4 separate regions of the Mus musculus genome follow, and all the other regions are linked to region 1. The links are chromatin loops, found by intact Hi-C in ENCODE. Cell type or tissue: left cerebral cortex. All regions are shown on one strand.

Region 1 (2,500 bases):
TAATTCTTAGGCTCTGATGACCTTATTAGCATTGGGTCTGAATTTAAACCGTAGTCTTCCTGCTTGTTTATTGAGTGGCCTTGAAGAAGTAGTGCAGTTCTCTGATGTAAAAATGTTTGTAAAAGGGGGGAATCTGTTGGAGGGTCCTTGTGAGGATAAATGAGAAAATCTACTGAGTAATAAGCAAGGCAGATGCGCAGCCGCACTGCCTGCAGGTCTTGCCTGGCCTGTGATTTGCTGGGGAAGGCCTTCTCCTTCCTCTCTGGCAGTGTTCCTGTCTTTACCCTGCTTACATTCTGGCTGGGTGGGGGAAGGAATGGATGATTTAAGGTTTTTTTTTTGTTTGTTTTGTTTTGTTTTGTTTTTGTTTGTTTGTTTGTTTGTTTTTTAATGTACGTGTGTAGCTGAGAGAGGGCAGGAGCAGGGAAGAGGGAGAAAGAAGGAGGAGGCCTAGAAAGTTTCCTGAGGTCAGCTCAGGATGAGGGCATGAACCCTTAGCTTCTCGATTTGACTATGCAGTTCTCTTCATTTTATTAGCATGTATGAATTATACAATAATGACTAAGTGATAGCTACTCATTTTGATCGTATTCACTCCCATTAACCGATCTTGCCCTCCCTCCCACTTCTGCAGAATCCCCCACCCCCACCCCTGTCTTCCCAAATCTAACTCTGTAGCTTTTACAGTTTGCATTTTTTTGTTGTTGTTTTTTTTTTTTTTTTTTTTTGTTTTTTCGAGACAGGGTTTCTCTGTATAGCCCTGGCTGTCCTGGAGCTCACTTTGTAGACCAGGCTGGCCTCGAACTCAGAAATCCGCTTGCCTCTGCCTCCCGAGTGCTGGGATTAAAGGCATGCGCCATCACGCCCGGCTCAGTTTGCATTTTTTTTTTTAAAAAAAATTAGGGTGGAATCTGTCAGATACATGTAGTAGTTCTGTTGTCCATGTAACACACCTGTGCCTTTCAATATCTGATACTTTGAGAGATTTTTTACTTTTTTTTTTAAAATTTATTATTATACCCTTCCTTATTCACTGTGTCCTTTTAAAAGCTGCCAAGCCTCCCGAGTGTGGCATGGGCTCAGAAATGCTCAGGCTTGTGTTTGCCCTGTCCTGTAGTCCCTCTGATCCAGCCCCCTTTCCTCACCAGGCCCGTGAGACTTAACCCAAGTGCTGGATCCCTAGTCTCCGGTGTGGACCAGACTCCACCCTGTGGCAGTGTTTGGGAACTGCACTTTCACACCGGGCTGGCTTTAAGAGAAAGTGGTTGTCGCCACTGCCCCTTGGAATGCGGAAGGGCAATTCATTCTTGTCACCTCTTCCCCATTTTCCTGCTCCACCAAGCCTGCTGCCAGTGAGTAGTCCTCTTTGGAGGCCAAGCAGAGAGTTCGCAGACTGAGGCTATGGAAGCGTGCCTGCTCACCTGGGCGTACCATTTTGTAGCTATTGCAGACAAATTTACCCAGACCAGATCGTATGGGGGAAGGCAGTAGATCTCTCTGCGCAAGTGGAATAACTTATCCAGTGTGGGTGGTCTCCCTGTCCTTTGTTCTCGCCAGGACTCCCCTCCACATATCCTTTAATGTGCTGCCGGCAAAGCCCCAGGAAACCCACCCTCCCTTCTGTAGCTTTTGGTCTACCCTGCTTTCCGCTTTCTAGTGCTGTCCCCCAGCCTCCATGTTATCTGCTGCTGGAGGGTTTGTTTGTTTGTTTTTCCTTGGACAGTTACTGGGGCTCTGTGAACACAGTTCCCATGCATAGTGGCAGCCATACCTCTTAATTTGTGTTGCCTTCTGAGCAGGCATGGTTTTACACTTCATGTGTTTTGGGGTTGGCCTGTCTCTATCCTTCTTACTGTTTTGTTGCTGTTAGGAATTGACCTAAGCATGTCTGGCAAGCGCTCTACCACCAAGCCACAGCCCCGTTGTTCCTAACAGTAGATTGGGTGTTCTGTCAAAGGGACAGTGGGACCTGTTAAGGGGTACAGAGTGGGTATCACCCATATTACTGATATAACTTCAAACAAACATTGTAGGAAAATTACAGGAGGGGTTCTGGTAGTGGGAAATGAGGCACAAATCAAACTGGAAAGTTTTGTGTTCTGTGGAAAGCAACTAACTACGGGTCCCCTGAGGTACACACTTGTTTCAGCTCTGTAGGAGACTGAAGTGGAAGGATTGTAAGCTCAAGACCTGTCTGGGCAGCTTAGCAAGACTGAGTCTCAGAAATCAAAGAGGAGGGCGGGGATGTGGCTCGGTGTTGGAACCGTGCCTGATCTGATCTGATTGCAGTTTCAGTCCCCAGCACTCCAAACACACAATCAATCAACAAACAAACAAACACAAACCGTGGGTTCTAAGGAGGAAGAGGAGAGCGATTGCCATTTGTACGTTTTATGGTTGTAATCTTTACACATACAAATACACAAATGCTAAATGAACAAGATAGATTCATGCCTGTGTGTTTATCTGTGTAATTACTGCTCAGACCCTGAGGATATTT
Region 2 (2,500 bases), 140 kb before region 1:
TAGTGAGTAAACTGCTTCTTATGCAACCATAAAGATCTGAGACCAGATCTCAGAAACCCATGTCAAGAAGGGAGTTGCTCAGCAGCAAACATCTGTGCCCCCAGTGTGGTCAATGAAGATGGGCAGAGCCAATGGACTCTCTGGCTAGCCAATCCAGCTGAACTGGCAAGCTCTAAGTTCAGTGAGAGCCCCATGTCCCAAAAAATAAGGTAGAACTGGCCTTGGAGGCACATGCCTTTGATCCTAGTATTCAGGAGGCAGAGGCAGGAGGATCTCTTTAAGTTCGAGGCCAGCCTGGTCTACATAACCAACATAGACATATTCATGTCTTACATACAGAGACAGTCTCAATAAAGAATAAAGAAAAGGCTAGAGGAGGAATCTCATCATTGGCCTCTAGTTTCTACATGCATATCTACGAATGAGTACAGACACACACAGACACACAGACACACACACACAAGATTTAATTTAGTGATGGTTAATTCCGATCCTAAACAGAAAAATCTTACCACTTCCTCTAAGGCTAAGGGAACATCTTGGAGAATGATAGAAAGACTAAGAGCCTGGAAATCAGGAGAAGGGCTGTGAAATGCTATATCTGAACACAACATAGCCAGTCATTGTTGGGAACAAAAAAAGTTGGGGCAGGGGAGGCCCTGGGGAAGAAGGGGAAGGGAAAAGGGACCAAACGTTCCTGTGCTCTGGGCAGGCAGAGACAAACATTGAGGGGCTGCCGGGATGCTTTCCACTTGGCCCCAGGTGGGCACGCAAGCCTCTGACCCATCTGGCAGGGGGATTGGAAAAGGGGCAGCCCCCGAGGCGACACCCTGTCGCCCCAGGGCTATAGGAGAGAGGGAATAGTGAAGAGGTTCCCAACACTGGCAAGAGTGGTATAGTGAATCTAGATGGAGCAGAGACTCTATGGTTTAAGAGCTTTATTATAGAAATGCAGGGAGAAAGAGGTGGAAATAGAGAAGGCTACAGAGAAAGAGGAAGAAAGGAGAGGAAAGAAGAAGACAGAGAAAGGGAAGAGGAGAGAAGTGGGAGGTAAGGGGACAAAGGAGCGAGAGAGAGCATAAGAGTAAGAGAGCGAGGTGGGGGCTGAACACCCCTTTTTATGGTCTTCACTGTTGCTAGGTAACTGGAGAGGAGTTTAGCCTGAAGGTCAGAAGCTTGGGCCATTGTCTATGTGACTACTGACCATGCTTCTCTTGTGGGGGCTGTGGGAGCTGGTAACTTAGGCAGGGGCCAGAGTTCCAGGAGCATGAGGGAACGCCTACCGTGTCATGAAGGTGAATTATGACCATCGGGGTTCAGACCTCAGCTCGACTGGAGACCAGCCTGCAATTCCCCACAAGTCATGACATCACAGCAGCTATAGCCACCTGTAGTGAACCCACACAAGACTGGACGTATCAGCAAACAATGAGTCAGAGAGGTGTTAATAGGACACTACCCCTCCTTTCTGAGTTTTTGGCTATTGATGGATTCTAGAGAAGAGACAATTATTGTCTTAGTCATGTACCCACTGAGGAGAAATAGAGATAAGATGGTAATTAGAAGAGGAGGTTATAATAGAAATGTACTTTATAAACAGGTGATACAAAGGATAAAAAGGGTTAAAGGGAAATTGGTTAAAAGGGCTAGAGATGTAACTCAATGATAGTAGTATATGTGAAGGTCCTGGGTTTAATTCCTAGTACCACCCACCAAGTAAAGGGTTGCACTAAAGTTATAGTATGGCTGGTCAAACTAACTGATCACCTTCTGGCCCTCTCTAGAATGGCAGTACATCACTAGTGTTTGCGTTCTCTCAAAGCTCTGTCTTCCTCCAGATCTCAGGAGCTAAAAAGAACAATGTGGTACAGCAGTGTGGTTCAGTGAGTTTGCTGCTACATAAAAAACCTTGTCTGCCACGCACTTGCTGTATGATCTTAAACAATCCTGAAGTACTAACCTTGTGGCTTGGCATATAGCTAAGTGGTAGAGCACCTGCCTAGCATGCCATGCCGGGACCTTTGATCTCCAGCACAAAGTAAGTAAAATAAACTCCAGCTACTAAGTATTTTATCTGTGCCAGGTGCAACGCTGAGTGCTTTTTCCCATGACATCTATAGTCCTCATAATGACCCTGTGAGGGGAAACTGCTGTCATCATTTGCAGATTATGGCTACAGTCTTAGAAGAGGTTAAGTTACTTAAGGCTTAAAAGAGATGAGCCCAGATATAAAACCAGGGTATCTTGTAGTTAATCTCATTATCACTTCTACCTGTTCTTGTGCCTTATCCCTCGCCTTGTATGTGAGGGTTCTTGTATCTACTTTCCAGAGTTGATGCCGTGATATAATACATTTATAGTACCACACTTGGTATTATAGTAAACATTCACCAGTAAATGTGCATTCCTTTCGTCCCCATTCACCCTTCTTACAAAAAGAGGAAAACCAATCCAATTATTTTGCCTCCCTCAGAATTTAGTTCCTTGTTTTATATTCTAC
Region 3 (2,500 bases), 130 kb before region 1:
TATTATAATAAAAAGCTGATGGCCTATAGCAAAGGCAGGAAAGGAAGGCTGGGACTTCCAGGCAGAGAGAGAACTCTGGGAGAGGCTCAGTGGTAAGAGAATTCGCCAGCAGCAAGCCCTGGTACTAGAGACTGAGACGCAACAAGCCACAGGCCAGACATAGAATAATATAAATGGATTAATACAAGTAGTAGGTGCTAGTTAATTGGGAACTAGAGAACCAAAGGCCTAAAGCTACTTTAAATAAATATAAATCTCCTTGCCATTATTCAAAGCTAGGATGAGCATAGACAGGCCTTACAGTTATACAAATTTCCTTGTATCCCTCAGCCTAACTACTCTTTTACCTCTCCTCTTTCCTTTATAACAAATTTTATAGTCTATGCTTCCAATAATGAAAATAGAGGTGTCCACCAAGTATTGCATCTACTCTCTGTATTTCTGCAGCTTTGGGGCTAATTAGGTGGCTTGTATAGCACTCTAGACCAAAGCACAGAGTGGCTGGCCTGAGAGCCCCCCCATCCTCTACCCCACCCCACTTCCCCAACCCCACCCACTCATCCTCTACCTCACCCCACTTCCCCAACCCCACCCACTCACCCTCTACCCTACCCCCACCCTTCACCCAGCCCCCCACATGACCCTACCCATTCTCTACCCTCCATTCCCCACTCCCCCACCCACCCCCACCCACCCTCCTCTACCCTCACCTCTCTACAGCCCTCCCAGTCCCCCACCCACTCTCTACCCTCCCCTCCACCCCACGATCCCTTTGCTTTACAGTTTTATGAATCACTTGTAGAAGAAGTTGGAATTCCAACTTAAGATATTGGAACTAGGCTTGGGGCATGGCTACATGGTAGAGCACTCTCCTTACATGTACGAGACCCTTTGGGTTCTGTCTTGGCAAAGTAAAAGAAAAGGGGGAAAAAAGGAATTTCTACCACCCTGAGCTCATCAGTGACTGTAGAACTGTCTGGTCCCATCCTACCCACTGACTATAGATATAAGAAAAAAAAAAGCTTTATAAACTGTGTATGGTCGTTCTTGGCTGTAATCCTGGCTCTCAGGAGGTTGAAGTAGAAGGATCAGGCATTTTAGGGCTTCTCTGGTTATAGAGTGAGTTAGAAGCTAGCCTGGGATCCATGAAATCTTGTTTCAAAATTAAGAAAAGAAGCAAATAAAAGCAGTTTTGTGCCATTATCACTGAAATTTCAAGGTTCTTTTTATTCTAACATAGCTTTATACTTTATTTAGTTAGGTTTTGGGTTTTCTTTTTCTTTCTTTCTTTCTGTTTTGGAAGGGGTGGTTTTTTTGGTTTTTCGGTTTATCAAGGCAGAATTTCTCTGTGTAATAGCCTTGGCTATCCTGCAACTCATTTTGTAGAACAGGCTAGGCTCAAACTCACAAAGGTCTACCTGCCTCTGCCTCCCTAGCCTAGCACTTTAAAATTTAAAAGAATAATATCACTCCAGACATGATTTTTTTAAAGATGTATTTATTTATTTCATGTATGTGAATACACTGTTGCTGTCTTCAGATGCACCAGAAGAGGGCATCAGATCCCATTACAGATGGTTGTGAGCCGCCATGTGGTTGCTGGGATTTGAACTCAGGATCTCTGGAAGAGCAGTCAATGCTCTTAACTGCTGAGCCATTTATCTCTCTACCTCCCAGACATAATTTTTAACCTTCTTCCTCTCTGTTGTCATTACTCATATAAATGCTACCACAATTCTATTTAGTTATTTAGTTTTTATGTATATGAGTGCTTTATCTGCATGCCAGAAGAAGGTATTAGATCACATTATAGATGATTGTGAGCCACCATGCGGTTGCTGGGAATTGAACTTATGACCTATGGAGAAACAGTGTTCTTAACCAATAAGCCATCTCTCCAGCCCCCAATTCTTTTACTTATAAGTCAATGATTCAAAGATTTGACCAAGACCACTATCTGCTAAAGCTTCCTCCTCCTCTGCCTGATGTGACATTGTCATGTCTTGGTTTTCTTTTTTGTTTTTCTGGAACATGGGATTTGTGGGTAAACAGGATTGGTTTTTTTATTAGTGAGGAATCACGACTCTTTCAATTTGTGCCTTGTTATTTAAAGATTTCTTTTTACTCTGTGTGTGTGTGTGTATGGTGTCTGTACATGAGTACAGGTATTCTTGGAGGCCAGAGATGTCAGATACCCTGGAGCTGGAGATATAAGCAGTTATGAACTTCCTGACACGGATGCTGGGAATTGAACTCAGGCCCTTTGCAAGAGCAGTGCATGTTTTTAATTGCTGAGCCATCTCTCCAGCCCTTGCGCTCTGTTTTTAAAGACTCCTTTGGCTTTCTCAATCTAAGCATTTCTAACTGACAACCTTGGCTCTTCTCCTTCCTCCAGAACCTATCTTTCCATCCTTCTATTTTACCACGTTCTCTGCATGGCTCACCTCGTGCCTAGCACAGGCTTGATGAAGGATTTCTTCCCTTGGATTGTTCCCAGGCT
Region 4 (2,500 bases), 70 kb before region 1:
TCTAGCACTCCATAGCTCTACTCTCTCTCCAGTGATACTGAGAGCTATTGGGAGCAAACCTTGTTTGTTCTCCATTGCTGTGGCACCTGCAGGAGGCTGACAGCCCATCTCAGGGCCTCTGGGGGTACAGGAGGGCCAGATTTCTATCACAGAGCATTTCCTTTCAGTTCTGTCCTGAAACAGTGTCATTCTGTGGGGACAGAAGCCAATGCACTAGAAAAGCATCCCAGGAACCGCCTACCTTACTGTGTTTCCAGTTCTCGCCAGCCAACCTAAATTCAACAGCTCCCGAGGGTCTGCCCTAGGCCCTGGAAGCTAGAGGTGTCAGCTTGTCATTGGAAGGAAGGAAGGAAGGAAGGAAAGAAGGAAGGAAGGAAGGAAGGAAGGAAGGAAGGAAGGAAGGACTTCCCCTCCTTGATCTGACTAGTTGCTCTTTTTTGAGTTTGCACATCTTTGAAGCAGCCGCCTTGTGAGATGTGTGAAAGGTGCGGCTGACAGTATAAAACCTAAGCTAGGTGTTATAGCCAGCTCAGTTTTCAGGGCTCAGTCCCCTAGGACTGCAGACACACCTCTCTAAAGAAATCTGTGACAAAAAGACAAAGGTATCAACACATTTCAGCCTCCGGGATGGAGGATCTAAGTTATATTCTGGGCCAGCAAGACAGCTCAGCCAGCTGAACACTTGCCGTGCAAGTCTGAAGACCTGAGTCCAATCCCTCAGGCGCATGTAAAGGTGGAAGAACAGAGACAGAGGCTACGGAGTTGCCCTCTGACCTCCTCCTGAGTACTGTGGCAGGGGTGCACCTTCCACCATATACACATTTATACAATAATAATAAATTAGGTAGAGTATTTTTCAATATCCTTCCCCTACCCCCAGAAAACTGGACGTAGTGGTGTATGCTATTAATCCCATCACTTGGGAGGTAAAAGCAGGAGAATCTCTTGAGTTTGAGGCCAGACTGGTCTACATAGTGAGTTCCAGGACAGTCCGAACTACCAGAAAAACTCTGTCTTCAAAAAAAACAATATATATTTCTTGTATATTGAACTTCACCCTCACTTTTCCTAGAATGGCTAATTCTCCTGTCTAGAATACCACTCGAGGGTTTTCAACGGCCAGTTGATAGATAGACAATTTGGCTCCCGCTTTGGCTGCATCATTAATAGTTGTTTAGAAGCACAAGTATTGTGAGCCTGCAGAAAAATATATGCACACATCTGGGTCTCCTCACAATGCCAGAATGTATTGGGTAACGGTACATTTATAAGCCACATTGTTACCAAGTAATCTGGATTTCTCTGGAGAGCTGCCTGTTAGCAGTTACTGGCTCTTTTATTCCAATCTTAGCTATGTATAGATCATACATTATAGTGTGTGTGTGTGTGTGTGTGTGTGTGTGTGTGTGTGTGTGTGTAAAACAGAATGGTTGCAAAAGGATGAAAGAGACCACAGAGTATGAGAGGTCCTACTGAAGACAGAGGCAGAGATCGAGCAGTGGTTAGGTATTAATGAACCCCATTTCAGGACTGCTAGGGGTGCACAGAACCCCTAGCTTTGGAAGCTCGTACAAGGCAAGTCATTGTAAAGGGCAGAGCAGTTCCTGACAGAGGTCTATGACAATGGGAACAGGCCAAGAAGTGGGGACTGCACTGGGCTGAAGCCCTACAGCTTGGAGTTTTGCACCTGTTATGAGATAAAATGACGGACTGGTGGGCCCGGCTCCACGCCATCGCCATCACAGTATTTCCCTCTGTTTATGGGATCCAAGTACGGTTGTTGAATCCTTTGTTTGGTGTGGCGGGTTCAATTCAAGGGCCTGACTTTCTGATATGACTTTAATATGTCCATTTATCCATGTGTACTCAAGTCTACCTCAGTGATTCTGCAAGTGGTTCCCTTGCGTGAGTAAGTTGTGTATCAGTCTGTGCCTCGTGGTTCACGCTGGGCAGGTGGTAGTGTCTGTGTGCACAAATAGGATGCAGAGTCATCTAGGACTAAAGGCTGCTTTCTAAGGTGGAGTCACCAAGGCAAGGCACAGCCTGAAGCCACCGGTCCACACACTAGTGAGTAACATGGGGCAGAGCACAACATGAACTCTATAATATATATCACATATGTGTGCACATAAACACACATACACACACACTCAGAGGCAAATACACACATATACAGAGGCAAACACACCCATAAATAAACAAACAAAAATAGCAAAACAAAGGAGAACACAGTATTAATATATCAATATTATACTACAATTGTATCCTACAATGTACTATAACTGGCTCTAATTTTAAGAAGACATTCTATTAAACAAGATAAAGGAGACATCAAAAGATGAATATTGTATGATTCTACTTACATGAAATGTCTGGAATAGGAACATTTGTAGACTTGGAAATAAGTTTAAACTAAGTAGAATAACATACACCTGTAATTCCAGTAATTGAGAGGTAGAGGCAGGAGGATGGCATGTTTGAGGCTATCCTGAGCTATATA

The links. Peaks named below come from ENCODE experiments on the same cell type or tissue, not always from the same donor. Only the 100,000 strongest peaks of a DNase experiment are listed, where the experiment ranks them.
Region 2: a loop joins it to region 1, with 8 times the contacts of the local background. A loop is called at or near these places in 32 of 42 quality-filtered maps.
Region 3: it touches region 1 in a loop (4-fold over the local background); 17 of 42 quality-filtered maps call a loop at or near these places.
Region 4: it touches region 1 in a loop (2.1-fold over the local background); 2 of 42 quality-filtered maps call a loop at or near these places.

The regions. Positions count from the first base shown.
Region 1 is chr7:114,065,707-114,068,206 of GRCm38, reverse strand. The region is part of intron 1 of Rras2 (related RAS viral (r-ras) oncogene 2); the gene reads left to right. Among named protein-coding and RNA genes, the nearest start is that of Gm51454, 30 kb to the right of the region's middle. In left cerebral cortex, a CTCF peak has its summit at 1,214; a DNase peak (open chromatin) is centred at 1,232; H3K4me3 peaks cover 596 bases; H3K27ac peaks cover 738 bases.
Region 2 is chr7:114,210,332-114,212,831 of GRCm38, reverse strand. No RefSeq gene overlaps it. Among named protein-coding and RNA genes, the nearest start is that of Copb1, 43 kb to the left of the region's middle. In left cerebral cortex, no CTCF peak of the experiment used is centred here; no DNase peak of the experiment used is centred here.
Region 3 is chr7:114,195,799-114,198,298 of GRCm38, reverse strand. No RefSeq gene overlaps it. Among named protein-coding and RNA genes, the nearest start is that of Copb1, 58 kb to the left of the region's middle. In left cerebral cortex, a CTCF peak has its summit at 1,548 (motif pointing right); no DNase peak of the experiment used is centred here.
Region 4 is chr7:114,135,926-114,138,425 of GRCm38, reverse strand. No RefSeq gene overlaps it. Among named protein-coding and RNA genes, the nearest start is that of Rras2, 19 kb to the right of the region's middle. In left cerebral cortex, no CTCF peak of the experiment used is centred here; DNase peaks (open chromatin) are centred at 189, 522, 605 and 1,227; H3K27ac peaks cover 1,060 bases.